Linked DNA regions of Homo sapiens: region 1 is linked to region 2. Evidence: chromatin loops called from intact Hi-C (ENCODE). Cell type or tissue: sigmoid colon. All regions are shown on one strand. Each heading gives the region's core, and the rest is flanking DNA. Links, peaks and the distances in the headings are about the cores only.

The links. Hi-C counts contacts between places; a loop is a spot of excess contacts. Peaks named below come from ENCODE experiments on the same cell type or tissue, not always from the same donor. Only the 100,000 strongest peaks of a DNase experiment are listed, where the experiment ranks them.
Region 1: a loop joins it to region 2, with 7 times the contacts of the local background. A loop is called at or near these places in 2 of 110 quality-filtered maps.

What each region holds. Positions count from the first base shown.
Region 1 is chr11:113,007,843-113,023,987 of GRCh38, forward strand. The region is part of intron 1 of NCAM1 (neural cell adhesion molecule 1); the gene reads left to right. Among named protein-coding and RNA genes, the nearest start is that of NCAM1-AS2, 52 kb to the left of the region's middle. In sigmoid colon, for the core only: no CTCF peak of the experiment used is centred there; DNase peaks (open chromatin) are centred at 6,559 and 7,119.
Region 2 is chr11:112,579,857-112,596,001 of GRCh38, forward strand. No RefSeq gene overlaps it. Among named protein-coding and RNA genes, the nearest start is that of LINC02764, 32 kb to the left of the region's middle. In sigmoid colon, for the core only: CTCF peaks have their summits at 8,464 (motif pointing right) and 8,665; a DNase peak (open chromatin) is centred at 8,545.

The DNA of each region.
Region 1 (16,145 bases), core at 3,707-11,706, 430 kb after region 2:
TAATTCAAAGTTGGATTCTGAATGTGAAGAAGGGTTAGAGATACTGAATGAACTCATTGTTCTGATATTTTCTTTTGTACCTAAGCTTAAAAGTGATATATGGTAAAAATATGTGTCTGTGTATAAAATAACTTCCATAATAGGTGGAAAATAAAAAAATTTGAAGTAATAAGGCACCGTGTCAATTTAATTGACAGCTTTTATTTCTTTCTTAGTCCATAAAATAATGGTGCATCTTACAACACATGGAGACTTAGAGTTCATTAATTATGGTAACTAAGAGTTGCTGAAAGTCCCTCTTCTTCATAGTCTTATTCCAGTATGGCCTCATCTCATGGATTATGAATATAAGTTATGACACTTTTTGATAGAGGATCAGAGAATTTAGCCTCAAAGTTGGACTGTTTACATTATGATACTCCAATACTGGCTTTCAGAATAATCACAGATAGGGGGGCAGGGGTCACATGGCCATTTCTATGGCTTTCTTCCTTGCAAGCTGAGGAGATCTCTCCAGAGCACACCTCAAGAAAAGCAAAGTGGTAATACATGGCTATAATGAATGTAGCCAAGACAGTTTCAGAGCAGGATTAACAATGACTCATTTCAGCCGTGGAAATATTTTAGTGGTCCACATGTCTAATTTTATTTCCTGCAAAACTCTCCCCATATATTAGTTGCAAATTATCCCCCTAAATGAATTGTTGGTTTTAAGCCAGTTAATATTGGAGGACTGCTTCTCAAAATTATGGTTTTGATTTCAAACTGAAGCCATTCTTCTTGATACTAAATAGTTCCATCGAGTCACCAATTGTCTGTCAAACTAGTGAAACTAAAATCATATCATCTGGAGGTTACTCATCTCTCGATTTCTGTAGTGATTTTAAATCAGTAAGTTAAAAGTCAGAAAGAAAGGGAACCAAACATCTCTTTGTTTTACACACTGAAATGTTTTCTGATCCCCTGGAGATCATTCTTACTGCTCTTCCTTAAACTCTGGCATTTGGTGATAGACACAACATCAGCAGTATCTGGGCTCAGTATGGCCCACTGAGCCTGAATAGAGCTGAGTCAAGTGCACAGAATGGAAGACCAAGGAAAGGTCAACACAAGCTGCAAACTGTCCTGTGTTTTTCTGACCGATCTCCCATGGGGGCCTCAGGGGTGTCACAGCGGGAGAGTGCAATAACCTGGTCTAAGTATTTTGCTATTCATGGAGAATGTTAGTTAGCCTGAGAAACTGAGCCTTGAACTCAGTTTCTGACGGAAACTCATAGACATTATGTTTGGCACACAGTCATCTCAATTCGTTTTTTTCTTTTTCAAATAGGACAGACTCATGTAGGACCACGTCGGTAGAATTATCAAAAAATTGGCAAACAATTTACCTGCTTAGTCAGACTAGACCTTGAAATCTGTGGTGGCAGGAAGTCTCCATTGGGCTGATTTAATTGGAAGGGTTTTTTCGGGTTTTTTTTTTTTTTTTTTTTTTTTTTTTTATTGAGATGGTCTCACTCTGTCACCTAGGCTGGAGTGTGATGGTGTGATCATGGCTCACTGCAGCCTCAACGTCCTGGCCTCAGGTGATCCTCCCACCTCAGTCACCCGAGTAGCTGGGACTACAGGTGCCCACCACGCCTGGGGAATTTTTTGTATTTTTTGTAGAGCTGGGTTCTCACCCTGTTGCCCAGGTTGGTAATTGGAAGGTTTTAAACAGTCTCTGTATGTGAGAGTGAGCACATCTAGCCATCCAGTGAGGATAGGAGTCTCCATGCAACCGAATGTGATTTAATGTTGTTCCTCTCTAGGACTCATCTCTAAACTCCACTCACAGGTCAGAAAACTTTTCCAAGACCATGTCTCCACATTTTGAGTTTGAAAAAATGAGATCAGGGTCTTACAGATGTTTTGGGATTGTAGAAGATAAAGGGAGTAATATGGGTTTGGAAGACCCTGTTATTCATGACAATGCAGAAGGGACTAGAGCAATGCTTATGTTTTTGTGTCTGTGAAAAGGGGGCCTACTGGAAGGGAATAAAGTCAACAGATGCATAAGAGACCAAGATCTTCAGGCACATGGAAGCTTGTATTTATCCACTGTCTACAATTCCCAGTGTAAGCAGAGACCAGTGTACAGGCTAAGAAGTACTGAAACTTTCTTTGACTTAGGAAATTGAGCTGCATCTTGAAAAAAAAAAAAGAACAGTTAATTCAGTTTAAAAAGGAAAAGCAAAACCACCTAATGAACCAATTTCATATTTTCTGAAAGTAGGAAACTGCAGTAAAACTAGGATGTCAGGCATTCTCACATTCGATCCTGAACTAAATTAGCTTTCTAGTTGATTCATGTCTTTGGCTATGATATGCTAATTGCAGACCCTTTTTATATATTTATTAAAGTAGGATCTCACCTTTAGCAATTCATTATGATTTGGTTTTAAAAAATAACTCTATACTTGAAAGAATTAAAATGTATTTCCTCAGAAATATTCTATAAATCAGACTTCTCTATTTTAGTCAGATGGGCTTTTAATAATATGAATGTGAATTAGTGAGGCTTGATTTTAATTGCTTCATTTTCCTTATTCTGATGAATAACAGGATCCTATAGCTTTTCAATACAATAGCTGATAATAAAACCACCTCACCTGTTATTTATGAGTCATATTCTATTCTCCAGAGTGCCTTCAGCTAATGAGCAAACATCAGCTGTATCCCTGAAAGAATAATTGTTCTTATAGAAATAATTACTGATTGATAATTACTGACTTTTTTGAGATTGAAAGACCTGCTCTCTATTTTTCTTTTATGCTATACTCAACAGGAAAAGTCAGTTGGCGAGAGTACCAAGTATTTAATTACTCAAAATATTAATTTAATTAATTTCAAGTAATACATATTGAGTGTATAGTACTGCCTGTCAGGGGGACTTTGGTAAGATATGACCCACACACATGAAAAGTTACATGACAATAAAGTCAGGTTATCATTATGTGTCAAATGAACACTTAAGACAGTAGCTATTGTAGAATTCAAGAAGCGGAGGAGTCATAAGATCAGGAGTCACTGAAGGATTCATCATTGGGGGAGGCCTTTTTGAGGGCCTTTACTTGGGGTAGGATTTTTTTTTTAACTATACTTTAAGTTTTAGGGTACATGTGCACATTGTGCAGGTTAGTTACATATGTATACATGTGCCATGCTGGTGCGCTGCACCCACTAACTCGTCATCTAGCATTAGGTATATCTCCCAGTGCTATCCCTCCCCCCTCCCCCCACCCCACCACAGTCCCCAGAGTGTGATATTCCCCTTCCTGTGTCCATGTGATCTCATTGTTCAATTCCCACCAATGAGTGAGAATATGCGGTGTTTGGTTTTTTGTTCTTGCGATAGTTTACTGAGAATGATGATTTCCAATTTCATCCATGTCCCTACAAAGGACATGAACTCATCATTTTTTATGGCTGCATAGTATTCCATGGTGTATATGTGCCACATTTTCTTAATCCAGTCTATCATTGTTGGACATTTGGGTTGGTTCCAAGTCTTCACTATTGTGAATAATGCCGCAATAAACATACGTGTGCATGTGTCTTTATAGCAGCATGATTTATAGTCCTTTGGGTATATACCCAGTAATGGGGTGGCTGGGTCAAATGGTATTTCTAGTTCTAGATCCCTGAGGAATCGCCACACTGACTTCCACAATGGTTGAACTAGTTTACAGTCCCACCAACAGTGTAAAAGCGTTCCTATTTCTCCACATCCTCTCCAGCATTGGGGTAGGATTTTTAAGCAGGTGAGGAGAAGGGTAGAAAAATAGAGAGATGGTAGCAGTGGTACCTTGTGTAGCATAAGCAACCATAAAAGGAAATGACTGTGTTTGGAGGGGATCGTTAAGCAGTCTGCTTTGCTCTGCCAAACAAGGGGCTTATGCTCATCAACACTGTCAATGTCTTGAAGGACAAGGAAAGGCTGAAGAATTGATTCAGATGGAAGGAGACTAAGGCAGCATGACAACTAAATGCAAAGTGTGATTCTGGATTGGAGACTGGTTTGGAAAAAAAAATTTCTTTTCTTTCCTTCTTTCCTTCTCTCCTTCTCTCCTCTCCTTCTCTCCTTTCCTTCCTTCCTTCCTTCCTTCCTTCCTTCCTTCCTTCCTTCCTTCCTTTCTTTCCTCTTTCTTTTTTTTGGTGTGTGACAGATTCTCCGTCTCCCAGGCTGGAGTGCAGTGGCGCGATCTTGGCTCACTGCAACCTCCATCTCCTGGGTTCAAGTGGCTCTCATGCCTCAGCCTCCTGAGGAGCTGGGACTATAAGCGCGCACCTTCATGCCTGGCTAATTTTTGTATTTTTAGTAGAGATGGGTTTTTGCCATATTGGCCAGGCTGGTCTTGAACTCCTGGCCTCAAGTGATCTGCCTGCCTTGGCCTCCCAAAGTTTGGGATTATAGGCTTTTCCACTGTGCCCGGCTGGGAAAAACATGTCTATTTAAGACATTATTGGGAAAAATTTCTGAAATTTGAATATAGGTTGTACACTAGATGCCAGTATATCAGTGTTAAATTTCCTGAACTTCATAAAGGTATTGTGATTGTGTATCCCTAGGTGTTCTGTAGTAATGCACCACAAACCAGGGACCTTCAAAAAACAGAAATACATTCTCTTATAGCATCTGGGGCCAGCAGTCTGAAATGAAGGTGTTGGTGGGACCATGCTTCCCTTGACAGCTCTAGGGAAGTATTTCTTCGCCTCTTCCCCACTTCCAGTAGTTGTTGGCAATCCTTGGCATTCCTTGGCTGGCAACTGCCTCACTCCAGTCTTTGCCTGTGTTGTTTCCTGGTGTTCTTCTTGTGTGCCTGTGTCTTCACATGGCCTTATAAGGACGCCAGTCATTGAGTTTAGTCCCCAAGCACATGTGACAGCATCTTAACTAATTACATCTGCAACGATCCTATTTCCAAATAAGGTAACATTCTGAGGTTCCAGGTGAACATGAATTTTTGGGAGAACATTATTCAACCCCATCCAGATTATATATGAGACTCTCCTAGTTTTTAGGAGATAGATGCTGAAGTATTTAGGGGAAAAGGATAATGATGTCTACAACATACTTTCAAATGGTTCCTCAATAATAATAAAATTATGGTCATATTTATGGAGAGGGAGACAAAATACAATATGGAATAATGTTAACAATTGATGAATTTCAGTGAAGTGTATGTGGGTTGTATAATTTTTGGAAATTATCTAGAGGTTTGAAATTTTTCATAATAAAAACATTTTTTAAGAAGCAAAAGAAGGCGGGGTGCAGAGGCTCACACCTGTAATACCAGCACTTTGGGAGGCTGAGGCGGGTGGATCACCTGAGGTTAGGAGTTCAAGACCAGCCTGGCCAACATGGTGAGACCCCATATCTACGAAAATATCAAAATTATCCAGGCATGATGGCGCGTGCCTATAATCCCAGCTACCCGGGAGGCTGAGCTGGGAGAATCCCTTGAACCCAGGAGGCGGAGGGTTGCAGTGAGCTGAGATTGTGCCATTGCACTCCTGCCTGGGCGACACAGCAAGACTCTGTCTCAAAAAAAAAAAAAAAAAAAAGAAGCGAAAGAAAAAAGAAAAATCCACAAAAATGTTGATCATATAACATTTTTCCTCTGAACATTGTTATGTCTGGAATGGTGCCAAAACTGCTAACTCTATACTGCTTCAAGTCTAAGGAGGTAGCAGTATCAACTAGTCTTGAAATTTATACTGTCTCTGTTCTTCCTCTATGGGAGATTTTTTTTAAATGGCTTAAACAGGTTTGACTCAGGATTTTAGTTTCTTGCAGCTGAAAACATCTTACCTCAAACAATAGACTATTGCAAGACTGTGTGTTATATTAGCCAAGTTAAAGTCAATATTAGCCAAGTTAACGTCAATATATTTCCTTTATTTGAAACAAACAAGAAATCCACTTTGATACTTTCATGCTTTATCTATATTTATAAAAATAGGTGAACTTTTAAAAATCAGAATTCCAAGGCAGTTTTCTTAAGTGAAATGTTTGGCATATTGCCCAAGATTTTGATACATGATACCTGTCCTAATTGTCCCTTTGAATGTCCCAGATAAAACTACATTTCTTAGAGACAAGTTAAAAGGTCTAGATTTTTTTTTCCTTGTGACTTTTTATTCTTTGTTAAGAAATAGCTCTCAGCAAGAATATTGGGCTTTAGTGGGGAAGGTACATTTCTAATTTTTGTAACTTTATGTATTAATACTACTCAGATAAATGGTATACTACACAGGCTTGGGGAACACATTTAAAAGGCATTTTGGGTTTTAGCTGAGAATACTTTTAGAATATAAAATGCAATGTATTTTGCATTTCCTGAAATAAATAAAACAGAGCTGTACAAAATATACAGTGCAGCCCTTTGGAAAAAGAGATATCCTAGCTCAGGGCAAGCCGTTTGATGGAAATAGCATTTTCTCCAAGCAGATGGGGCTGGCTCCACTTAGTCCTGCAGAGGGCCAGGGGGACTTGTTTGTGTGCAGAGCCTTGGTCTAATGCCAGGAGAGCCAGCTTGTAAAGTTATTCCCATAGGGCTCATTCCCGTCTGCCCAGCATCACCCCTGACACAAACAAAACAGCCACGGGCCTCCTTCATTTCTTTAAGATGAATGAATGCTGCCGTAAAGAAGGACTTTTATTGAACTGTGTGACATGATGCAGAAAGAATGCTGTAGTGAAACACAAAACTATATGTTATAAACGTCAACATAAGAGAAGTAGTTTGGGGTGCATTTTCTGATGTCTACCTTACTATAAGATGTTTTGACGGATAAGTTATAGTAGTAAAAGGCTGTCTCCATAGTATTGGAAATACCTGCTGGATTTTTCTGAGGTCGTCTTGGTTGTAAGGACAGAAATACATTCAGGCTAGCACACAGCTGAGACGTTAAGTGAAACATAAGCTCACGCAAATCTGAGAGTGGGAACCAGGGGACAGGGCCTAGCAGTGCTGGGAGCTTGAGGCTTTATTCTGGATCCAGAGCTGCTATCTGGGGCCCAGAGCAGCAGGTGCTTCTGGATCTTGCACTCAAAGGCTGTGAGTGGATGTGGCCCAGCCACCGTCTGCTTGGGTGTGCTGCCGCCAGCTGGCTTCCAGCCTTCTGCTCTGTTTCATCACCTTGCAGTCTCCACCCCCTCACCATTTCTAGTTTCTCTTAATGCTCTCCATGCATCTCTGGCTCATTGCAGTCCCTCTAAACCATTTACTCCCTCTTATCCTTACAGCTTCTCTTCTTGCACCTCACCCTCTCATTCCCTCAGTATTTTCTAGTTCAGCCCCCTAAGGAGACAGACAGGCTTATGGCCCAGATTGTCTTTGTGCTCTGGGCCATGTCACTGTCCCTGACCCTCCCTGGTCCAGGTGGCAGTAGCTGGCAAGCCATAGGGGTTCAGTGGGACAGAGAGTAGTCAGCCAAGGCAGCTTCCTTCAGCAAGAGCTTTGGACATAGACCTGATTGACACATCTGGTTCAACCAAATATTACAAAATAGTTTGGGTGTAACCCTCTGATGCCATTTTATGATAGACACTTTAAGATAGATGGTTTAGGTCAGGTGTGGTGGCTTATGCCTGTAATCCCAGCACTTTGGGAGGCCTAGGTGGGTGTGTCATCTGAAATCAGGAGTTAGAGACCAGCCTGGCCAACATGGTGAAACCCCATCTCTACTAAAAATACAAAAATTAGCCAGGCATGGTCATGGGTACCTGTAATTTCAGCTACTTGGGAGGCTGAGGCAGATGAATTGCTTGAACCTGGGAGGCAGAGGTTGCAGTGAGCCGAGATCATGTCACTGCACCCAGCCTGGGTGACAGAGACTCCATCTAAAAAAAAACAAAAACAAAAACAAAAAAAAGAAAAAAAGATAGCGTCAGTCCTAATTCAGGATCTAAGATCTAGATATATAACCAGGAGTAAGCATTACACTTAAACTCTTCATGCCAGAGTCAGTGCCTCTGTCTTAGGATGTTTGTCATAAAAGGAGGGCATAGAGAAGAATGTTTTCCTTTGAGACAGAGGTGGTGAGATGAGAGAACTTAGCTTCAGCAGCCTGATGTTATCAGGTGTCGAGTGGGCTTTGTAGGAGAAAAGCGGGATCAGGATGATGGTGGTGTGCCGAGTATTAAATATTTGACTAAGTTGATTGGAATACGATAACAGCTTTAATTGGAAGAACCTAAGGACATGCCCATAAATGGTTCAATTTATGAAGCCCATTCATGGATCTATTTAGGAGGTTGAGTTCATGCAAACAATAACAGTAATTCTTGGGTCTCTACTATAGTAAGTCAAGCACTGAGCCAAGATCTTTCACTGGCCACCCCGTTTCATCCTCATGGCAGCCTTTTAGGACACTTAGGCTTGTTATCTCTATTTGACAACTGCAGAAATTAAGTTTTAGGGAGGCCAAGCAACTTTCTCAGGGTTGCAAGGTGATGACCTGGCTGAAATTTTGAATTTTGGTCTCTGCCTAATAGACAGACATAAAAATAGGACACTGGGTCTCATTTTTTCTGGTGCTGCTCTCATGCCACCTCCTTCCACCCAAGCAGCTTTTGCTTAGCAGTGACAATTCACCATCCAGCCTTTAGGGTTCTGTATAGTGGCTTAAGACAGGAATACTTGTCATGCGGTGCAGAACTTGCTGGGAAGAGCATCCAGGAGGGAAAGAGACACTTGGGGGCAGACACCAGAGCCTTGTAGGGTGTGCCAGTTGCCTGTTGTATGACAGTCTCCTAAGAGACTTTACTGGTGCAAGCTGGTGGCCCTACACACTACCAGGTCACACACAGTGCTCAGCTAGAAGGAGGGAGACGGTGAGGAGGTCATTCTGTTCCTTTTAACACTTCTGGAGGGTGTGTAGAGGTGTGCTCTCACAGTCAGGGCAGGTGAACCCTCAAATTTTATGAAGAGCTTAGGTGAGACAGGGGACATGTGTGAAAGCAGTCATGTCTAAAGTAGAAATTATTTCTGCATGCACCGGCAAAACATTAGCACCCATAAAAGTCTCTGCTTTTTATTGCTACTTCTTCACTGATGAGTGTTTGTGAGGAGAGGGTGCTTCCAACCGATGTTTGCATTAAAGGAATTTGTTAGGTCTAAGAACATACCAAATACAGTGTTCTCAAGGTTTGGAGCATTAAGCCTTCTTTAATTCAGAGTTTTGTCAACGTGTTGCAACAACCTATGAATCAGAGGATGACAGTTTGAATCCTTGACTCTTCAGCAGTTTCCATGAGGTAGAAGAAACTGCTCCACCTTCTCTCAGAGGACCTGAGAGACACTCTTCGTTTACTACAGCTCGAGAGGTTTGTTGTTTGGTCCCTTGGAGCTGGAAGAGGTGAATGAGGCAGACTGGAAAAATAAAACAGTTATTATACAATACACTTGGATGGAAATTTAATTGTGTTTAGACATGAACAAACTTTTTTAAAAGGCAGATACAAAGTTATTATGCTTTTCAAATCTTTAGAATGTATTTTTGAAGATTCTCCTTCTCTTCAACCTTTAAATAAGAACCAGTAGAAATAGTGCAACTTTTTGAGAAAACAATGGTTAGTATTCCCCTGATATCACAGCCAGCTTATTTAGCAAGCAAGTAATTCCCAGGGCTGTGGTGACTTCATCAATGCATCTGATGCACAAACGAAAACATCCTTCACTTCTGTCCAAAAAATAAAACGATTATTATACTTTTATGTTGATAATAAAGTCAGCCATCAGTACTGTTTTGTGTGTGTGTGTGTGTGTGTGTGTATGTATGTCCCCAGGCCTTGAGGATTACTTGATTTGTTGTTAAATCCTAACCAGAAGCTTTGGATTTAAAGGAAGGAATACTGTATACACAAAATGCATGAGGCTTTTTTCTTTTGATTGGTAGCAATGATATACTACATATGTTATATCATATCAGTATATTGAAAAGTTCCCAATATTACAATATTTGAATAGAAAGTGATCTTGGCCTATCTAATGCAAGTGATAGGGCAGAATTTAAGTTAAACAGGATTCCTTTGATTCCTTCCAACAAACAATTATAAAATACAGAATTTGAAAAGGAGAAATGAAACAAACCAAAAATTCTATTGACCATGTGCTACTGTTAGTTCCAACTGTAGTTGGAGTAAGTTTCCACTGGGCGAGGCATAGAAATCGAAATACTTCTGAGGTTTAGATCTTACTTCTCTTATGCTGTCCTGTTGGCCTATGACTTAGCCAGGCTTGTGGAATGCCATGGCATATTCTCTGTCTTTAATTAAAAGAAGTTTTAATTGTGGTAAAAAAAAAACACACACATTACACAAAATTTACCATCTTAATCATTTTCAAGTATACAGTCCTGTACTGTTGGGTATGTTCACTTTATTGTGTAACAGCCATGCCATTTCTCTTACTTTTACATTTTTTAAAACCTTTTTTTTTTTGCCTGAAAGAAGTGGGGAATGAAAAGGGATTTTTCTAAAAGGTGCCTGCGTCTCCAAGGGAACTTATTTCTCAGCAGTATAACCTGTTGGGCCATGTAGATGAATCTGTTTGGGCAACCCTTCCCTTGAGATAATATTGTTCATGTGTGCGTTCCCCATAGAGCAACATCTATTCTGCTTTTGATGATTCTTACCTTGGGGCTGTGGATGAGGCTACACAAACAAAATTACCCCATAGTTCACCTCATCTTAGTCATGAAGACCTAGGCCTTGTTCATTCAGTATGCCCAAGTCAGCCACTGCATAATAAACTTGAAATATTTGGCTCTATTATTGATTGATCATATAGATAATGGCCCCAGATTCAATCAGCCATCCGAAATACTGCTGTGGTTGTGCTTGGTTTTTAATTTTTTTAAGTCATTTAAAACAGACATAGTCTTAAATGCTTTCTCTTGAAAATCTGATTTAATAGAGTCATTATAAAATTGCTAGGTGGTTTAGTTTTATTGGACTTTTATATTTGGTGGAGAATTTTCATTACAAAAATTACCTATTTTTTTTTCCAATGTTGGACTTTTTATGAGAAGAGGAAAGTGCTTATACAGATTTATATAATGAACAAAGGTGAGAGAGTTAAGTTTCTAATTTTCTGGAACAGTAAAAGATGGTTTATCCCCTATCTTTGCTCTGGTCATAGATGAGAGGATCCCTTCCACGTGAAATGCCCCAAATGAAGTGTGATAGTGATACTCGGTCATGGTTAGGGAGAGGTGATGCTTCCTGTGTCACTATACTGACAGCTGTGTGTCAGGACACCTCTGCGCCATTCGATAGGCTGTGATCCCTCTGGCCAGCCCACCAAGAGCAAACCTTAATCCAGTTGTGTTGTTAATCACACAGATATTTAGGGACTTGGCTTTACCTTCAACAGTCTTCCAAGGAGTTCTTAGTTCTAACATTTGCGTGATTTCAATAGCTGATGATAAACTCTCTGCAGGCATTTAGGGACGTCGCTTTACCTTCAATAGCCTTCCGAGGAGCTCGTAGTGCTAACATTTGCCTGATTTCAATAGCTGATGATAAACTCTGAGCAGATGAGGTCTCTTTTTTGAAGACCTGCCGATTTCCACATTTATCTTTGTTTCCTACAGATACTGTCTCCTGAATAATTCATATTTTTCTTAGTTTCCTTTCCTGGCTCCTTTCCTCTATCCATCCTTAAATGCTGCTGCATCTTGGCCATCTTCTTTTCTTTTACACTGTTCTTGGGCCATCTCTGCCACTTCTGTGGTGTCAGATACCACTAATAACATATGTATGTGTGTATACTTGGAACAGATAACATCACCTGAGTTCTAGGTCCCACGTATTCCATTGCTTCTTAGATATATTACAATTTCTAGTCACCATAGACACATAAGATTTCATATGTCCAATATAGAACTCATTAACTTTCCCTTCGCTTCCCTCCCTGAACCAAATATACCACATGAGTTCTCTTGTCTGTGTTCCTGATCTCTGTGAAAGCAGAAGTCTAGACGCCACCTTTGGCTCTTTCATTGCCGTTTTTCTGCATCTGTGTGGTAGTCTTTGTTAATGATGTTCCTGTTATTTCTGAAATTGTATAATAACATAGCATGGCATCTGTTGCTTCACATTTCACTTCCCATTCTGTGATTATAAAGAGGTCATTTTTGCAAGGATGTTCAAGGCCGTCATCAGCTTCTCAAGGATCCTCCAAGTCCTTTGGGAGACAGCCATGCAGTCCTCATCCCAGTTCACTTTAACCCCTTACTTGTTCGCTGGTCCCTCCCTTGTCAACAATGTTTTTGTGATTTGAGCAGTTTTTCAGCACTCCTTACATTGCCTTTATGAAATCTTATATCTTTGTAAGATTTGTGAATATTTTCATTGCATTTGCTTTCTATCCTTGAATACCTACCTCATTTGACCATCAGGAAGAGGCTGGGTGAGGGTGCTGGGTTGATGGGTGGAAGAGGCCCTTGCATGAGGCAGGGCTGTTTCAGTTGGAAGTCATTTCCTCAGTACTTAGCTCACCCCTGAGTGTTGCATTCTTAAGGCACCATTCGCTTCCCCACCCACTCTCTTAACCGTAGGTCTTGGATATTCACAGACAACGATCTCTTGCATATTACCTTTGAACTGTCCCTTATATATTTTGTTATATTTTTACTTTAGAGGCTATAAAGATTTTTCAATAGCAAAGGATGTGAAAACTTAGGGAGAGAGTGGACAACTTAGTTTGCTATCTCAGAGCACAACATAGTTTGCTTCCAGAAGGAGATATAGGGACATATCTCTGTTGATGAAACCGTTCTTAGAATTTGAAAAGCAATTTTATGCCTACCATTTTATTGGATTTGTTACTTCATTTTGGGTAGCTGGTGATGTTCTGCTGTTTATTATTATTATTATTATAATTGGAAGGGGTCTCACCTTGTCGCCCAGGCTGGAGTGCAGTGGCGTGATTTCGGCTCACTGCAACCTCCGTCTCCCAGGTTCCAAGTGATTCTCCTGCCTCAGCCTCTTGAGTAGCTGGGATTGCAGGCATGTGCCACCATGCCCGACAAATTTTTGTATTTTTAGTAGGGATGGGATTTCGCCATGTTGGCCAGGCTGGTCTCCAACTCCTGATCTCAGGTGATCTGCCCCCATCGGCCTCCCAAAGTGCTGGGATTACAGGCATGAGCCACCGCACCCAAGCTTATTATTTTCTTCATTGGTGGCTCCTACTAGTCAGCAACTGCTAACTTGTAGGGTAAGAAATTAACAGTAATAATAGGAATAACAGTAAGACAATTGAGTGTTTACCACATGCCAGGCAGTATGCTAAGTGCTTTCGTCACATTTGAGTGTACAAATTGACTGAATGAATCAGATCATCACTGCAAAGGATCATGAGTTAGCATGCTATAGCCCATTCTCTGTCCATCTAAGTTCTCAGACCACTTTTATGGGGCATTCAGTGAATGGAATCAGTTGTTAGGACTGCAGGAGTCCAGGAAGTTAACATGAATGGAGAAGACATTATATAAATGTGTCTAGAGACATGTTTGGAAGAATAAAGCTATTATGACATCCTTTGGCTATTCATTTGGGTTTAAGTCATATAGTAGTTGGTATAGGAAAATGGTCTTAAGAGACAAACTGGAGTATGTTTGTTTTCATCCTTCCTAAATCTCAGAGACAATCAGCTTTGGTAATTCCTGTGGATTTTTTCCATGCTTAAGAATGTGAGGAAAATATTTCCTATTTATACATTATATCAATTAAAGCCCTCAAAATGTCTCTGTTACACAAAATGCAACTAATAATGCCACAGCGATTTTCCCATTGTCATGTCACTAAATAAGTTGGCTTATGCAGGCTTACACAAATTGTCATTTTGCATGATTATAGTATTACAAGAAATTTTTGTGGCTTTAAAAACCTGCTGTAGACCATTTTGCTTTGCTTGGCTAGCCTTTAGGATAATAATGCCATTTACTAGACTTTGCTAAACCCCTAAAATAGCAAAGGTAGATAATTAAACTAAGCCACAGCTACTGCAATGGTTGTTTCTGTGCAATAGGGAGAAGACGGGAAGCTTGGTAATGTTTTGAGCAGAACCAGCTCATCATTGAAATGCTAAGAATGAGCTGGAAAAATATTTTAAAATAGGAATTATATAGTCAAAGCCAATGAAACTAACAGAAACTCCTAACAGTTGGTCTGGTGTTAGTCCACCCACCCTAAATTTGAGTTTAAAAGATGCTTTGGGACTAAGCATATGTTGGAAGGAGTTGATTTAAGCCAACAGGCCTCTGACTTACTTCGCTTAAGATAATGCACTCAATACAAACACCTCGTTTGGGGCACTCAGTCTAATTCTGTGGTTCATGGTTTAGAGAGCCATACTTTTGTAGTTCTCAGAGATAAATGTTTTGCTTGTTTATGACTCTAGGGAAGAGGATAATACATTTCTGAACAGCACCATCAGAGCTGATGAAGTCTCTACACTTTTGTTGTTTCTATTCTGGACAGGGTAAATTCTTCTGAAATTGCATAGATGATGGATCATCCTAAGATATCATCCTAAGATAATGCTGTGCTTGCCCCTTAGACTTGTGGGATGAAGGAATGTAGCCAGCGGCTTCATATAAACTTGCGCAATAGTATTACAGATCCTACTTTTCAGAACTGAGTACAGATGGGTTTGAGAATAGAATCTGGTAGAGAGATGGCCAAGGAAGCAGAAGTAGAATGCTGGTGTTAGTTAGGATTGGGTTTGGCCACATGTAAGCAAATACTTAATATAATGATGGCTTCAACAAGTTAGTTTATTTATTTATTTTTCATAAAAGAAATCCAAAGGCAGGCAGGTACGTAGGTAGGTAGGTAGGTAGTCCAGGATTGTTATGGTGGTTTCACCATGTGATCGGGGAACCAGGATCCTAGTTTTCCACTCTCAATCTTTATTACTAGGATCTTACCTTGTGGCTCAACATGGCTGCTACACTCCAGTCATCACACTACATCTGCATTCTAGCAAACTATAAGGAGGAAGTGACAAAAAGGATAATCTTTTCTTCCCTATGAGGAAGCTTCTAGGAAGTTACATATCTCTTTAGCAGAAACTTGGTCACCTTACCACACCCACTGCAGGAAAGGACAGAGAATGTAGGCTTTTAGCTGAGTAGCAGTATACCTCACTTAAAGTCCAGTTCTTACTACTATGTAATAAGAAACAAGTGAATATCAAGAGAAGAGTTGCAGACCCTGGCACAACTGCTAGATACTATACTGTTTATGCAAATATCAGAGCGGCACGAACTTTAAAAGATGGCATCATAAGTGTGGGTTATCTTTCTCACCATGGAGAAAAACAACATATATGTTGAAGCTCTTATTAGAATACAAATATTGGGTAGTTGATTGAAATTGCCCATTGAAACATTGATTCCCTCTTAGTAGTCTGACAGTCTTATGCAAGCCAAAAGGAAAGATGTAGCCCAGGAACAGAGAAACGGAAATGATTAAATGCCAGCTCCGTGACTTTTATAGCAGTTCATTCAGCTGCCTACCCACAAAGCACTTCCCAAGGAAGTTACAGCCAAGAATTCACTTGGCTGGGCTTGTCCATTTTTCATTCATTTCAATGACCATCTCCAGGAATAAAAAACATTCTGAAAGAAGAAAACCTATTGAAGGACTTGGGAAGTATGAACACAGTTTTCCTTTAAAAGAAAATTTTAAAAAGAAGTAGCTTTAAACCACCTATGTTTGATTAGGAATTTTAGGGTCCCGTTTTCCTCTGTGTGTTTGTGTTTGTGTATCTAAGTCACTACAAATATATACATATGTATTCAAGATCAAGTTATGAATTTCATAGAATTAGGAACTTTGTCGGTTTTCTTGTTTTAATGATGTTGAGTGAAAACAGAAAATAGGAGGACATTCTTTTAAAATAGCCTTGCCGAAAACCTGAAAAGGACTCTAGCATTCAATAAACAGTACATTTCTCCCTCATTGGGGGTCAATGAATGTTTAATGCATGGGGCAAGATTTTGGTCTGATCTGCAAAAAAAAAAGGAAAAAAAAATGGTAAATCACAGACACAGGTTTGCAACGACTTCTTGGATAGATCCCATAGCTC
Region 2 (16,145 bases), core at 5,353-13,352:
TCCACTGCTCAAACAGTTAATATTTTTTCTGACACAGCAGTGACTGTGTTTGGAATTTCAGATGGAAGGGATGTCGGGTTCTACATTTCAGAGGGAAACTTGGGAGATCAGCCAGGTCATTCATCTGCCAGATTCTGTGCTTGCAATAACGGAGTAGCGGGGAGGGGAGGCGGTAGAGGGAAAGAGAAACTTTCCAAGACAAAATCCAACAGGAAGAAAGCTAAATGCATTATGGCCTATTGGCAAGAACAATAAACGAGGCTTAGGTGACCTGTGTTCTCCCCAGCTCTACTACTCACCGCGAACGAGTGAGTGACTTGAGGCAAGTCTGTGTTGTTCCTGTTTCTCCATTTCCTTATCTATTTAAACATGGTTTTATGTATAGGTTAGATGTGGGGGTCAAATGTTATAATAGATGTCAAATTTCTTCCACCAGATTAGGGGGGAAAGTGCTTTTCCGGTGTAAGGCATCATTATCAATACTTTTGTGGAATCTTACCATTCAAGAATTAGAGGCTCGATCGCCAAGGTTTAATTCCAAGGAAAATCTTTGGATTAGATGAGTAAATTCTTGGCAGAAAGAGATTATGATTTACATAGAATCATAGAATAATAGGAACCAAGAGATCTTAGAGGTCATTCTGTCCCATCTCCCATCCAAAGGCAAAATCCCTTCTATAAAACCCTCTGTGTTCCCACAGCAGCTTGTAACATTATACACAAAATCATTTGCTTTTGTGAGTGCTTTAGATCCACAGGCTATGTCTTTGCTTTTCCTTTTTAATACAAAGTTCCCTAGAACAAGAGGAGAGCACATAGTAGGTACTCAATAAATATTATGTTGAAGAAATGATGGTCTGAACATTCCTGGCAGATGCTGCTTCAAACCCTGCATTAAAAGTCCCAGCAATGGGGCACTCCCTGCTTGATGAAACAGCTTATTTCATTCTTGGTAGCTATGGTTATCAAAATATTCTTCCATACCAGAGCTGGAATAGAACTCCCCAAATTCTACCCTCCTTTGGTGCTGCCTTCTGGGTCTCTATGGAAGACTTTGCCTCCTTAGCCCCACAACATTTCTTGCTTCCTAAAGCACTCTTCATTTAGGTCTTTTCTCTGAATGAACTATAATTTGTTAATGCCTATCTTAACTCATGATGCCCAGAATAGTCCAAATATGATCTTGCTGGCACATGACTCAGAGGAACAATGAGTACTAGTTTATTATTACTATGTCATTGACCTTGAAGGGCACTTTGCATCTGTTGGAGCTCATTCCATTTCTTTAAACCCACAAAACAACCCTGTGAGATGAAGATCATTATCCCTGTTTTATTTATGAAGAAACTGAGGCTCAGTGAATTAATTCAACTTGCCTATGGACTCACTGACAGAAAGGGGCAGAGCTAGGGCTTGTTCTTAGCTCTATCAGGCAGTCTTCCATCCCATTCCTCTATTCATCAGTTACTTAGTAAATATCTACTGTGTGCCAGGCTCTGTACTTGGCTCTGGGGATGAAATGACCTTAATGTTGGTTCCCTCTAAAATACCAAGCTGCCCTCTGTGGCCCAAGAATATAATTCTTGTCTAGGGGAAAGCTGTGTTAACATAGCACTTTGCAAACATCATCATTCTAGCAATATCACATTATAATTGTGTGTGTATGTGTGTGTGCGCCATTTCCCCCCATTATGCTGGGCTTTGGTGTTCGTCTTGGTTCCCTCACCACCTTAGCATTAGAAAAGGTGTTCAGTATGGTGCCTGGCACATGGTAGGTGCTAAATAAATATTTGTTGAATGCATGAGATGCTTATTTGCTAAATCAAAAGTTATGTCTTCTGTGCCTAAAGGTAGAATTTCAGAAAGGAAAATCAGACACAAATGAGAGAAGAAGAGGATCCCTTTCCAGCTGGCCAGAAAATCAAATCATCCCTGGCCATTGCTTGGGTGACCAACGTGCCTGAAACCACATTGTGTCCACTGGGACTATGACTTTCTCTGACCTGGGACATAATTCCATGAATGCGGCCTCTGAGGTTTTCTCAGCTCTCTGGGCAATTGTAGCACCCTTCTGAATCATACTGAGCTTGTGGCCCCTCTGAAATCCCCAGATGTTTTCTACTTAAACTGTTGTCAAGGCAGAGGACTTTCATAATGTGCACTGCCTCAGGGCCTAAATTTGTGATTTCGTGACTGTCTTTGTTAAATTTAACCTACCACGTCTAGCCTATTACTCTGAGTGTGGATTTTGCACTTGCTGCTTTAGTTGACTCTCCTGGTATTGTGTCACCCACAAACGTGATTAGAGTGCTTTCTGATTCTTTTTTCATTCTAGTAATTGATAAAACCTCTGGACAGGGGAGGGCCAAGGACAGAGTCCTGAGGCACATTGCCAGAGCTAGGTCTTCAGGGTAATCTTCAATCAACATTTTCTAAATAGCACTCTAAATAACTAAGACTTGACCTAACCCTATTATTATATTGGTGATATTTTTAGCTTGACTACAAGAGTATTGTAGGAGTCATTGCCAAATTTCTTACTGAAATCTACAGACTTCCCAAAAGACAATAAATTAATTTGGTTTGGAGATTTTGAATGAAATAAGCCATGGAGAATGGGATCACCACTTTATAAGGAAATCATCTCCTTAATGATCCAGTCTGGACTTCTGTTGAAATTCAACACTGAGCTTTTGTTTCTGGAGTTTCTGTTTACCCTTTTTGTGGGAGTCCAGAATAACAGTCTCCTGTTTTAGTCACTGGCCTGTGTAACAACCCAGTAAAACTATAGACCTTACATACAAAAATATGCTTATATTTTCAAGAACCTCAGGCAAAAAACTCTTGGTTAAGTCTATCAAAGAGAATTATCTTCAAATTGGAAAGGATAAAACAAGCCACAGATTGGATTATTGCACAGAAATATTCACTCTCCTCCATCACCCCTTGGGTGATAGTGTATTCCCCTACTCCATAGACATCAGGCTTGGCTGTGTGCCCTGCCTTGGCCTCATGGCAGGTGGAGTAGACATTCCTGTCCTTTAATATGGGCTCCAATATGTGACTGCTTTGGCCAATGGATGATTAGTAGATAGGATAAAGCAGAGGCTCATATGATTGGGCTTGGCCTTTCCTCTTCTGCTGTGGTCATGAGAAAAACGTTCTTGGAGTAGCTGATGGGTCCGTAGAGGATGAGAAACACACAGAACATTGTCTCCAGCTGACCCGCAGACCTGTGGCCAATTTCAGCCTAGACCACCTGACCCCAGCTGAGCCCAGATATGTGAGAAAGAAATCTCACGTGCTGTGGGTGTTTTGTTATGCAGCATTATTGTAGTAATACAGGGCACACCATTTGTATCCATTAGACTGTCTGCCACAGTGCTGAGTGCTTAGCAGGTGCTGAATAAAAATCTTTTGCACTGAACCAAATTGAAAATGTGCCTGTTGTCTCTACGGCAGCTTCAGAGCAAGGCTTTTGCTGAAGGCCCCGACTTGTAACATAATCTTTCGAGCACAGGTCCACAGCTCTGAATCTCAGTTCTTCTGATGTGGTTAAATATTTACATACACCCATGCCCACACGCATCTATTAACCATCCATCAGGACATAGCCTACAGCTTCCTTTGCCTGGGAGGGCTGAGCTATTTTGAAACCAAACCGATTAAGAACAGCAAGGCCCTGAGGCTGAAAAAAGACCCAGCAACCACAGATCCTCAAAATGTACAGCTCTGGGACCAAACTGACACATGTGGGCAAGACATGGACTCGATTTGGACAAAGAAGTTCCTGTGTCTCATATGCAAATATATATCTGGCATGATTTTTCTGAGAGAAGGCATTTGAGTACTGTTGGTGATGACTGTGGCAGGAAGATAGAGATAGACTTAATGTCACCCCATGCATGAGGGCAACTGCCAGGTATATGGGGGCAGGGGGAGAGTACGTTTCTGTTCCGTAATAATTCTGCTAATACCTAATAATAATAACCAATAATACCTAGCAATACACTAACAATAATACCTAATACCTATCTAGCACTTATGTGCCAAGCCTTTTATGTGTATCATCTCATTAAATCCTTACAATAACCCTCTGAAATAGAAATGATTATTGCCATTATTTTACAATAATGGGGAAACAAGGACTCGGAGAAGTTAAGGGACTTGCCCAAGGTCACACAGCCAGTATGTGAAGAAGCTGGAGTTCAAAGCTAAGTCAGACCAAGTAGACAAAGGCAAATAATATACAATCCCTGCCCTCAGGGAACTCACATTTTAATTGGTAGATTAACTCATAAATTATAACTAAAGGGTATTTTTTAAACTTATAATTATTAGTCTGGGAGTGGGGCATAGGAAGAAATCGTGAAGTGGGGAAATAGGGAATCTTGGTAGCTGAAGCTTGTCTCCTGAGCTTTGATGGAAGAGAGTTTGCAAGTTTGAGGGAGGAGGTAGGGTGGGTTTGGATCATAAGTGGAGAATGGGATCAGGAGGAAGAAGATGGGGACAGGAGCCAGGAGGTGTTGCTGGGCTAGGCCAGGAGGAGAGGACCTAGTTCTGCTCCTTGTGGGAGCAGACCTGGAGGACATAAATGGGCCAGGTGAATTAGGTTGTGTGCTTCAGTGTGTGAGACACGCGAAAACCTCCATCTTCTTCCCTGTGAGATTTTTCTGTAAAGTCTACAAAAAAGTCGCAACATCTGAGTGTAGCTGATTACTTATGATAAAGTGAAGGAGCTGAGGTCAAGCCCAAGGGTGTGACAAGAGAATCGCACCCTGGAGTCAGAGTGGGGCTGCTCTGAACACGCATGGGTATCTTTGGGCTCCGTAGGAAACGATGCACCCCTGACCTGATTCAGCCAGCACAGGGTGTGGTCAGTTAAGGGCAGAACCTTTATGGGGAGAAAAAGGCTTCTTTCTTGCAGGTGAGTTTAGCCCCAGGGCAGGGAGCACAGCGTGGCAAGCAGTGGGAGGGCTCAACTTCTGGCCCCTCACCCCCTCTGCTGGCTGTCTTTGGACAGGTATAAACTGCAGTATGATCTTCAGGGGACCAGACATTTGTCTGACACAGAAGGACAGCAGACATCTGGGTTACAAGGTTGTGATGATGCTGAGAGGTGTGGAGTTGTGTAGAGGTGTGGAGTTGTGTAGAGGTGTGGCCAGGTGGCCTCCAGGCCTAGGAGAGGGAAATGCGTTCTGCCTGGCCAGGAGGGCTCTCAGGTTGAAAAGATCTTCTGTTTAAGCCGAAGCCTGGGGAAAGAGTAGAATCTCATCAGAGAGATGACAGAGACAAGGCCCTTTCTGCCCCTGGAAAGCAAACATAAGTATGAATTTAGAACACTCTAGGTGGCTGATAGCATCATGAACTGCAAACATTAGCTCTCTACAAAAATTCTCCATAAGAAAGGAAGACCTCCATGCTTGTCACGCATTGCAGCTTCAAAGCAAGTCTTCTACTTCTCCTTCTAGTTAAGCTATTGGTCTTAACTTCTCCTGCACAGAAGATGCCAGTGGACTCACTGATCATCCATAACTGGTGTGTGAGATGGGTAGGCAGGAGGAGAGGATTCCTGGAGATGAGGGTGGGAAGGAAGTTTGAGCAAAATGTAAAGGAGTTGTAAAGGGGTGCAGGTAAGGTTTCTATTACAAGGTTACTGGGGACAGTTAGTTATCATTAGCTCTCACACCAGTTGGTACATCTGTTGAGCTACCCTGTCTCCTAGCAAGGCACTCACAGAGCAGGACACAGGACAGGTGAGCTAGGATGTAAGGCTTGGAGAGGGGAATCCTCTTTAGGAGGACAAGGCTGGGTGGGGTGGCAGAGAGGAGTCCAGAAACACAATGGGCAACTAGTAGTCAGGGCATAGGGAGGGATGATAAACTTCATTCACCTATTCTCATTTTCAAATACTATGTGGTAAACAGCTACCATGTGCCAGGTATGATGCTAGGCCTTGGAGTATACAAATGAATACTTCTTTTTCTCCTCTATCTACTTCAGTTTATTTTCTAGGTCTGGCCATGATACATACTCACCACTTTGCCTATCTTGACTGTACCAGAATTCACGATTCCGTTTTCAGAATTCAGAACTGACATGCTAGCATCTCTCTTTTCTCTCTGGAACACAGGGGGTCTGGAGTAGGAGTGTTCCCTAAGGAAGCAGGGACAGTCAGTGAGTGAAGAGAAACAGGCTGGGCCGAATGGGAGTTGTGTCCAGTCAACTGGGAAGAACAATGGAATATGGTGATTGATAGCTTGCATTGGCTCTGAATTCTTAAGGAAAATGAAGCCTACAGCAGAGCTATAATAACATATATCATCTCTTCCCTGGGAAGGAGAAGCAGTTGTACCTTCCTACCTATTAATCACATCTTCCATTAATCAGGATAACTCACCATAATTGTGATTACAGTTGGGAATCAATTAATGTTCACCTTAAAATAAAGTGTAGAGAGGAGAGCAATTAACGTAATAGAGTTAGAGCATCAAAATGACACAAATGTTATTGACAATTATGAATCACATCTTGCAGTTTTCGGGTCCTCTGCTCTTTCATGGAGGGGTTTACAGTGGAGGAGGGGAAGCAGTATCAGATCTTCCAGGTGAAAAACGTGAGGTCTGGCTCTCCTCATTACTATCCACTAAAGCAACATGCCAGTGGCTTCCAAGCCATCTTCTGCCTCCCTTTACTGCCTCCAGTTCCATTGGCTGCTCCATGGACATCATGCTTCTCTAGGCTACCCCTGTCTACATGACTAACTGACTACTAGCCTGAATTCTTAAGGAAAATGCAGCCTGCAGCTGATTAACAAGCCTCCAGGACAAAAAGGAACAGGCCCAAAGAAGAGCCAAATTTCCCTGTTGTTAGAAAGCCCGATGTATCTCAGGCTTGGCCTAGCTTTTTTTTTTTTTTTTCCCAAAAGAAAAGTCTGTGGTCTTTCAGACATGGACCATTTGGGTGTTTGTTTGATGGGTGTCATCTGGAAGGGATTAATAATATGAAATAGATTTAACATAACCTAAACAGAAAAACAATTCATATTGAACTCTTTAAGGAAGCACTTCTTGCATCTGTTTATGCTCTTTTCTCCCTTGTAACAACCCTGAGAGGGAGGTAGGCTGAGGTTTTTATTTTCTTTCTTTTGACTTTTTCAGATGTAGAAAGCAAAGTCTGACTGAGTGAAGGACTTGCTAAGTTCACACAGTTACAGGCAGGCTGGAGCCCAGGTAGGCTGTCTTATCATTAGGCCTGCTGTACAAAAATTGTTTTAACACATCTTACCTGATGGGCGCTCAAGTCATATTCAACCTGAAACAATCTCCTTTTCTGGATGAAATGCTCCTTGGGAAGCACTCCAGATGATGGTAAAAGATCCTGAGTTCAGTCCACCCCAGGCCTTTAACACACGTCTGCCAAAACTTGAGGAAATCTTGCAAAGGAAAATTTAGACTTGAAGCATTCAAATTCACCTGGAAGAGATCTCAGGGGTAATCAGATCCACTGGTTCATTTTCCAGATGAGGAAACTGAAGCCTGGAGTGGTAGGGGAAGTAAGGAGTGACTGGGGTCCATTTCCAGCTTTGGACAGAAACCTCATAGCCTCACTGGGCAAAGGGGATGGGATTGGGTTGTAATCTAAGAGAAATTGAAGCTGCAATAACTGAAAAAGAAATATTTGCAGGCTTTACCCAAATGCTTTGTGTAGATTTGGTCTGTGTCCATATGTGGTTGTTGATTCAAATATTTTGAGTCCTGCCAAATTTCCCATTTATCTTAAAGATGAATTTATACATATTTGCTGATTCTTTAAGTAGCTAATCTTTCATCTTTTAAACTCTCTGAAAATTCCAGATTAGCGTCTGAAAGTGAACATCTATAGATATGTGTCTGTCGGGGGAACAGCCATTGCAGGTAAACAGAAGCTCTGACAGAGGTGAAGTTCCGGGGTCTGGGCCTAGCCCCTTTTTTCTTCCCTACCCAGAAAAGGGCATTTCATACCCATTGCCCAGGGGCCAAGCCCTGGGGGCTGCCTGGACAGGGTGGCACAGCCCTACATGAGAATGGCTGTAGAGGCTGAGATTTCTGTTTGCTAGCTGAGGGCTTCTTCCCTCCACCTCAGCCATGCCCAAGGACCAGTCTGGCTACTGCAGCAGCCGGCATGGACCTCTCAGAATACAGCAGTGAGGCTGTTATCCGTAGTCTTCACATCGAGCCTTTGTATGTCTCAGAATGTCAGTTTTGATTCAATTGCCAAATAAACTTCAGAACATTGATGACCCACAGGCACTGAGTTTTTTCTTTTTTCTCTTTTAATCTCTGTCAGAAAAGAGAAATTGCGTATGGGGATATTCCAGGGTGATTGATCTGTAATCCTACCTACAGGCCGCCCTGAGATCTGCTGCCCTAATTAAGCATAGCTTCTCTTAAGATCAATGCCCAACATCCTGCACATTAGTCATTAGAACTTCAAAGGCCTCCATATCCACTAGATGGCAGTAGTCAGTTAATCATGTAGACGGGTAGCCTAGAGAAGCGTGGTCCCCGTGGAGCAGCCAAGCTCTAGGATTTATAATCAAGTCCAGAACGTCTGAATATAAAGATACCCTCTCCCCTCCTCCATGCCCCAGGGATTACTCTTGCTCTTTTAATTATTCTTTAAAATAACAGCTGCTTTGGGCTAGGCCATTTATGATCCACACATGACTACGGCAGAAAAGACATAGAGACCTCACCCAAAAGCTACAGCTGGGGGAGTGGTGTTTGAACTGTCCCTTGCTGAGTCAAGATGAAGTGCATTCAGCTGCTAGCTCCTACTGCTAGGAAAAGATTTCTCCATTGTCCTTTTAAGCCACAGCTCTCCAGGCTTTGAGGCCTTCAAATCAGGGACCTCAGCCAGACCCTGAGCCCCAAACCACAATTTACCACACAACTGTGCTGAGCTCTAACCAAGCACTAATATTAATTTATGGAACCACAAAGCTATTATTACAAAGTTTGTATTCTATTTATTTTTTTTCTGAAAATAAAAAAAAAAAAACACCTATTGAAAAATATGTCTGAACTGGAACCCAGCCTACATATTTCCTAGAACGACTGAATTGGGACTTGAGAATGTTCTGTGAACCTGAGTTGAACTGAATGTATATTTCATAGGCCTGGTGCCCTGGTTGAGACCCAGTTCTTTAAAAGACCCTTTATTTTAGCTGCAGGTGCTTCCAAGTCTGTGCTGGCCCCCAGTTTTGGAGAGTCTCAGAACTGGGTTGCCTGGTATGTACCCCCAAGGCAGCCTTTCGTTTAGAGATACCCCCAGCTCCTTCTGTAAGCTCCTTATTAGGCTGTTTTCTCTCGTTGGTCTTGATCATTTCTGTAGCAGCCAGAGAGTCTGATGGTTGGATCTGAGATTTATGTAGGACACTTGGCTAAAATATAAACAGTGGTTTAGAGAAAGGGAATCTGCTTTGTGTCAACAGTAATGTGAGGCTGGGGGGCCTCCAGCAAGCTGAATTGGATGTTTATCCACTGAATAAAGTCACTACATCATCTGGCCCTGTCTGAGCAGAGGGGCCCTGGTGGGAGAGCAGCAGACTCCCTGCCAACTCTGTAATCTGTTTCTGAACTTGCGGGAGGCCTCTTGGGCTGCCTGTCTCTTCTTACCGCACCTCACCTGGGTGGGCAGATGGAAAGGGGACCACCGAATCAGATTTAGTAAGCATCAATTTCTACTTCTAGGTGAGTTGATCACTTTTTGAGGGGGCACTTCATTTTATCCATGTGACAGCCCTCTGAGGACTTTAGGTGGATCCAGGCTTTGTGGGGTTTGAAGCTTGTACAATTAGAGGGAGGTGGCTTTAAGAAAAAGAGAATAAAATTACAAACACAAAAGTGAATCTTGATTCAGAATGACACAAAATGAATCTCACACACACAAAATCACTAGAGCCCTAGAAAGTCAGGTCTCTTTTGAGATCTCTTCAAGCAGTTTATCAGAAATGCTTATATAGAAACACTTCCACACATGCACACACACACACACAAACACACCCTCCATCCCTGTCAGCCAGACTTCCCCTTCCCCCAGAACACTTCCACACAGAAACTCCCCACGATCCCAGGACCATGAGGTGAAGGGGGTGGGAGGCTTAAGCTTTGCCAGGCAAATCTGCTCTGCAAGTAGTGTGATGACCGCCATTTTGCTCTGGTGATGCTGACTGACACATTATAGACTTGTGCAGGACACAGCCCTGATAAGGTGTGAAGCTGAAATTTGAAATCAGAACTTCTGCCTCTAAACCCTAATGTGCTTCCCACGGCAGGCTGCAGTCTCCCTCTATGCTGCCACAGTGCTCTGGGACTCTGTTGGTCTAGCCTGAAATCCACTCTGGAGGGCCAGTTTTGGTCTGAGTGGCAAATCCTACAATCCTCTTCCTTATCCTGAGGCCAAGGAGAAGCCCTAAGGACAGGAGAGCGGTGGTCCTTTCTGGGGGAGATGAACCGTTCCTGCTGTCGCAACTCCTTTCCTTCGAATGCTCGCTCCATTCTTGGTTGTTGACTCCTGCACCTGAAAAGGGCTTCACATCTTCTGCAAGGGACTGGCTTTCTGAGGGATAGGCTCTGTGAGAGGGGCTCTCAGGAGAGGCTGTCTGAGGAAGTGACTCTGTTTGAGAGGAGCTCTTGGATGAAGGGACTCTCCGAGGAGGGGCTTTTTTCGGAGGGACTGTCTGAGGAAGGGGCTTTCTGAGGGAGGTGCTCCCTGAGAGGGGCTCTCTAAGAGAGGGGCTGTCTTTGGGAGTGGCTCTCTGAAGGAGGTTCTCCCTGAGGGAGGCTGTCTTTGGGAGGGGCTGTCTGAGGAAAGGGCTGTCTGAGGGGGCCTCTCTTTGAGGAGGACTGTCTGAGGGAGGGGCTGTCTGAGGGAGGTGCTCCCTGAGGGGGGCTCTCTAAGTGAGGAGCTGTCCTTGGGAGCAGCTCTCTGAAGGATGTTCTCGCTGAGGGAGGCTGTCTTTGAGAAGGACTCTCTGAAGGAGGGGCTCTCTTGGCCTGTCCTGTCCTGTCAGACCCACAGGGCTAAGCGTGTCTTTGTTATGACTTTGTATCCAGGCCTCCCTTTTGAAGGCCTTTCTCTACTCTCACTTCTGACTGCCCTTCCTCTGAACCCTGTCTTCTTACTCCCTCCTCCCTTTCCCAATAAAGTCTTTCCCTCTGAGCAAGGATCTATTGTTAGTCATTTGTGTCTTAGGGTGAATTTAAGTCATTTGGTTTCTTCCTCCAGGATGAGTTGTAATTCTCCATTAAGGAACAAAAGCCCTAACCCTTCAAAGGAATGGGAGGCAGGGGAGTAGATGAGGGTTGTGACCTGACTTGGGGATGGGGATGGAGGGATTTCCACAATTTTGAAATTATATCTCAGAGGCAGCTGTTATACTTTTTTTTTATTTGTAAGGAAAGAAAGACAGAAAATTTAAATGGATTGGCCATCTACCAAGGTCCTGTGCTAGATACTTTCAGAAATGTTACCTTATTTAATCCTCAGAGCAACTGTGAGGTAGGTATTACAATACTCTTTCAGTGGATGACCTGGCTGAGGTTAGAGACAGTTACAGGGTCACCTAAAACAGAAGGAATAATTTTTTGGTAAGCACCTGTCTTGTGCCTGGCACTCCATTATTTCTTCTCCCAAGTGTCTCATTTATTCTTAAAGCACTGTCAAGCATGTAGTATTAGCTCCTGTTTTTAAATGGGAAGGTTGAGAATCAGAGTAGTGAAGTGGCTTTTCCAAGGTTCCAGGAATGTGAGAAATTACCTTAATGCAATGTGGCCTCTGCATACTCTACTAGATAAGTTCTGTCAGAGGTGTCAGAATAGGAGGATTCACGGGCCAAATTAAAGTGCTTAAACTCACAGTTTACTAAATCTGTTGAAAACCCAAAGCAACAGCAAGGGGAGAGGGATAGGGTAGGTTAGCTCACTTCAGATGGGAGCTGCCAGGTGGAAGCACCATACTCCTTGGATCCTGGGGTATATAAGCTTGTGTATCTTCCCTCTCTCTGCTGCATCAGCCTTCCCTGCTGATGGTGTGGTTATGAGGATCACAATTGAGATTTGAGCAAGAAGGCCAAATACACACCAAAGATCTCTTGGGCCAAAGCATAATTTTGCTGTCTGACAGGAGGAATATGGGGGCTAAAACAAGTTTGCTTAGCTATAGCTACAGCTTGCCAATTAGCCTTCCGAACAGTCGAGAATGTATTTGCATTTCTTTCTTTCTTTTTTGAAACAGAGTCTCTCTCTGTCGCCCAGGCTGCAGTGCAATCTTGGCTCACTGCAAACTCTGCCTCCAGGGTTCAAGCAATTCTCCTGCCTCAGCCTCCCAAGTAGCTGGGATTACAGGTGCCCGTCACCATGACTGGCTAATTTTTTGTATTTTTAGTAGAGATGGGGTTTTGCCATGTTGGCCAGGCTGGTCTCAAACTCCTGACCTCAGGTGATCCAACAGCTCGGCCTCCCAAAATGTTGGGATTACAGGTGTGAGCCACAGCACCCGGCCTTATTTGCATTTCTTATACAGAGCACCTGGGGCCAAAATGAGACCCTGTGGGTGTCAATCAATGGGTACCTAATTTAGAGTTGATAAAGCTTTTAGCCCAGAGATGGCATGATTATGACTTGTTATCTCTATGACTTTCTATCTATAGTTAGTAGATAACACTCTGATTTGTTTTATTATATGTCCCATTTACAGTATATATCTTTAGGATGTCTTACAGGTTACTAACTCAGTAGCTATAATTAGCATATCTTATGAATTCTGCCTGTCTCACAAGCTGCTTACTCACTCATCATCTACACTTCACACATCCTATGGGTTTTGCCTATACCTCGTAAGCTGCTTGTTTGCCTTCTATCTATGCTAGCTTTAGTTATCCATTGCTATATAGTAAAATACTCCAACACTTAGCAGCTTAAAATAACAATTCACATTTTCCATCTATCATAGTGTCTGTGGGTCAGGAATTTGGGAGCAGCTTGGCTGGGTCGTTCTGGCTCTCATGAGGTTGCAGTCACAATGTCACCCAGGGCTGCTGTCATCTTAACTGGAACTGGGGGATTTGCTTCCAAGATGTCTTGGATGTGGCTGGCAAGTTGGAGCTGGTGATGGCGGTAGCACCACATGAACTGCTCTGCAGGGCTACTTGAGTATCCTCATGGCATGGCAGCTCTCTTCCCCAAGGGCAAGTAGTCTAAGGGAGAGCAGTGTCTTTATGATCTGGCCTCCAAAGTCTCACACCATCATTTCTGCAGTATCCTATTGGTTATGCAGAACATCCCTGCCCACCCTGGGAAAGGAATATACCGGGGTCAAGGAGCTAGGACCACTGGGGTCATCTTGGCGGCTGGCTTCCACAATGAATCCAAAATTACCTGATGCTTGTATGTCCTTTTAAGTTTCATCCACCCAGTTTGCTTTCTTGATTCTATAACAGAATTGGCTATCCAAAAATAATGCAGCAAACTCACATTACAGTCCTGCAGCTAGTAGGTGGTAGAGAGGCCCATCTGCTTCCAAACCTTTTCACTTCCCCAGGCTGCCTCCTTGGGAGACTGGCTGTATCTCATGCCCTAAGCTCTGAGCAGATTTTGAAATATTAAGTTACAGCTATTAATAACAAGAAAAGCAACTATAACAGCGATCATAATCATCATCATCATCACTGAAGCATGCTGCTCAGTAGAAACATTATGTACAAGGCCCTCACAGAGCTGCCCTAGGGGGAACTGAGAAGAGCTCTGGGCTAGTGGCTTAACAGGAGAAGGAGGTGGTTGTTTCCTGTAGAAGATACTTTCATCCCCTAGACATGGGACTCATGACTGAACAGCACCTAGAAGTCCTTTAAACTTAAGATGTGAGACATCATAGAGCCTCTTACATCTGGACACGCATCCCAATCTAACTTACATTTCAATTTACCATCCTCATAAATCCTGACCACTACTTTTGGTTATAATATTGTCCAATGTGTTCAATTCTGTTTTGCCTCCATTTATGGTATTATATTTGCTTCTAATTAGTGGCATCTCCTTTCTGGGGCCATGCAGAAAGGTCATTATTAATTCATGCCTGATTTTCCCAGAGGTTCTGGTCTTGGCCTTTGCCAAGAACAGCAGTTGTTTTGTCCTTACTGATGCACATGTTCTATGATCAGTCACATAGAAAGGTTGCACTCAAGTTGTGTCTGACTTTGCTATGGCCTTCCAGGATTGCTTATAATGGGTTAAACTGTCCTAAAATTGCTCCAGTTATAAGCAATCTTGTTCTCATGTTAGTAGATGGCATTTCTTCATGTCGCAGCTACGAGGGCTCTTCCTTTGGGTTGAGAAGCCCTTATATACCACTAGGTTGGGATATGCATAAAATTAGATTTTCATTTGTTTATAACTTCTTTTGAATCTTCCTCTCTCCCAAAGGAGAGGGAGTGGAATGAGTCTTTTCACATGTGGTTCATTTGAAGTTTTACCATTGTTGCCCTTTAATTATTGGTACAGTTAATTAAAAAGAACAGTGGTTTTAGAGCCTCATTGTTTACTAGAGATGGCTAATTGATGTTTTACTTTCTGTGATGGTTAATGTTATGTGTCAACTTGACTGGGCCATGTGGTGCCCAGAAATTTGGTCAAACATTATTCTGGGTTTTTCTGTGAGGGAGTTTTTGGATGAGATTGACATTTAAATCAGTAGACTGAATAAAGCAGATTTTCCTTTCTAATGTGGATGAACCTCATTCAATAGACTGAAGCCTGAATAGAAGGCCTTTGAACTGAGAAATTGGCTTTTTTTCTGCTTTTGGACTTGAGCTGAAACATTGACTTTCTTGGGTCTGAAGCCTACTGGCCCTCAGACACAAACTATACCATCAGCTTTCCAGGGTCTCAGACCTACTGGACTTTGGAATGGAACTAAACCATTGGCTCTCTTGGGTCTCCGGCTTGCCCACTCACTCCACAGATCTCAGGACTTGCCAGCCTTCATAATCATGTGAGCCAATTCCTTATAACAAACACATACTATTGGTCCCGTTTCTCTAGAAAACCCCGTATAATACACATACCTCTTATTTGATCCCTGATATCATCTCCATGATTAGGCAAATCGTAGCAGGTCCACTCCAGTGATATGCTGCCATTTATCTAACTGAGAGAGCCTTCACTATTTCTTCCCACCCCAACCACTAGCAATGGTGTATCTTTACTTGGTAATCTCTCCAGTACATGTTCACTGTCCTGTCCTTTGTCACCCTATAGTTCAATGAAACCTTTTGTCTCTCAGTCTAACTCCCACTCTATTTCAGGAGTTGTCCTGAGGCAGCATTTTGATGTGTCCTTGTTCGGGGACCATTTGATAATCTTCATGAGTGCATCTCACAAGGACAGATAAGGAGATGGCTTCTTGGAGGATGGCTTCTTTGGCAGTCTAAAGTCCAAGTTCCCAGCTCCGCTGTCTGGGCCCTTGTCAAGGTGCTGCAGATGATGCTTTCAGGACTCTAGGCAAAAGTGCCACTGCAGGTGTCCTTTTATACGTAGGAGATTCAGCACCTACTGATATTGTTTGATGGTACATTTTCATTTCTAATCTCAGCCTCTTGCAGATACCCAATCCACCAGGTTTCACATATACCTCTACCTTTGAGTGGAGGTCCAAGCAGCAAGGGGTCTTGAGTTGGAGCAGAGGCTGGTGCAGTGAGATCTGTTTTGATATCCTATTACTCTGACTGCACATTACACTGCAGCACCTTCTACGGCACCCATGTAGACACATGTGCTTTCTGGAGCTTCTGGTAGTTTGTTTCTTCCAGGCTCCAGAAATGATCCCTGGACTTCTGAGCAAGCAAACTGCTGCGATCAGTCTTTATTTAGATGGTCTCCTGTGGAAAATCAACTTTTAGCTGCTTATAGAGATCTGATTAAAATCAAGCATCTCTGTGATGACCATCTGTGTAAGAAAAATATCAAAACCACATGTACCCTAAATTTTGTTTACTTGAGTTCTGTTCTATCTGGAATAAAATAATCTTGCCCATGCCACAGGTGACTGTATTTAGGTGGATGTGGTATATCTGGACAGTGGCATCTCCTTGTAGATACCTTCTA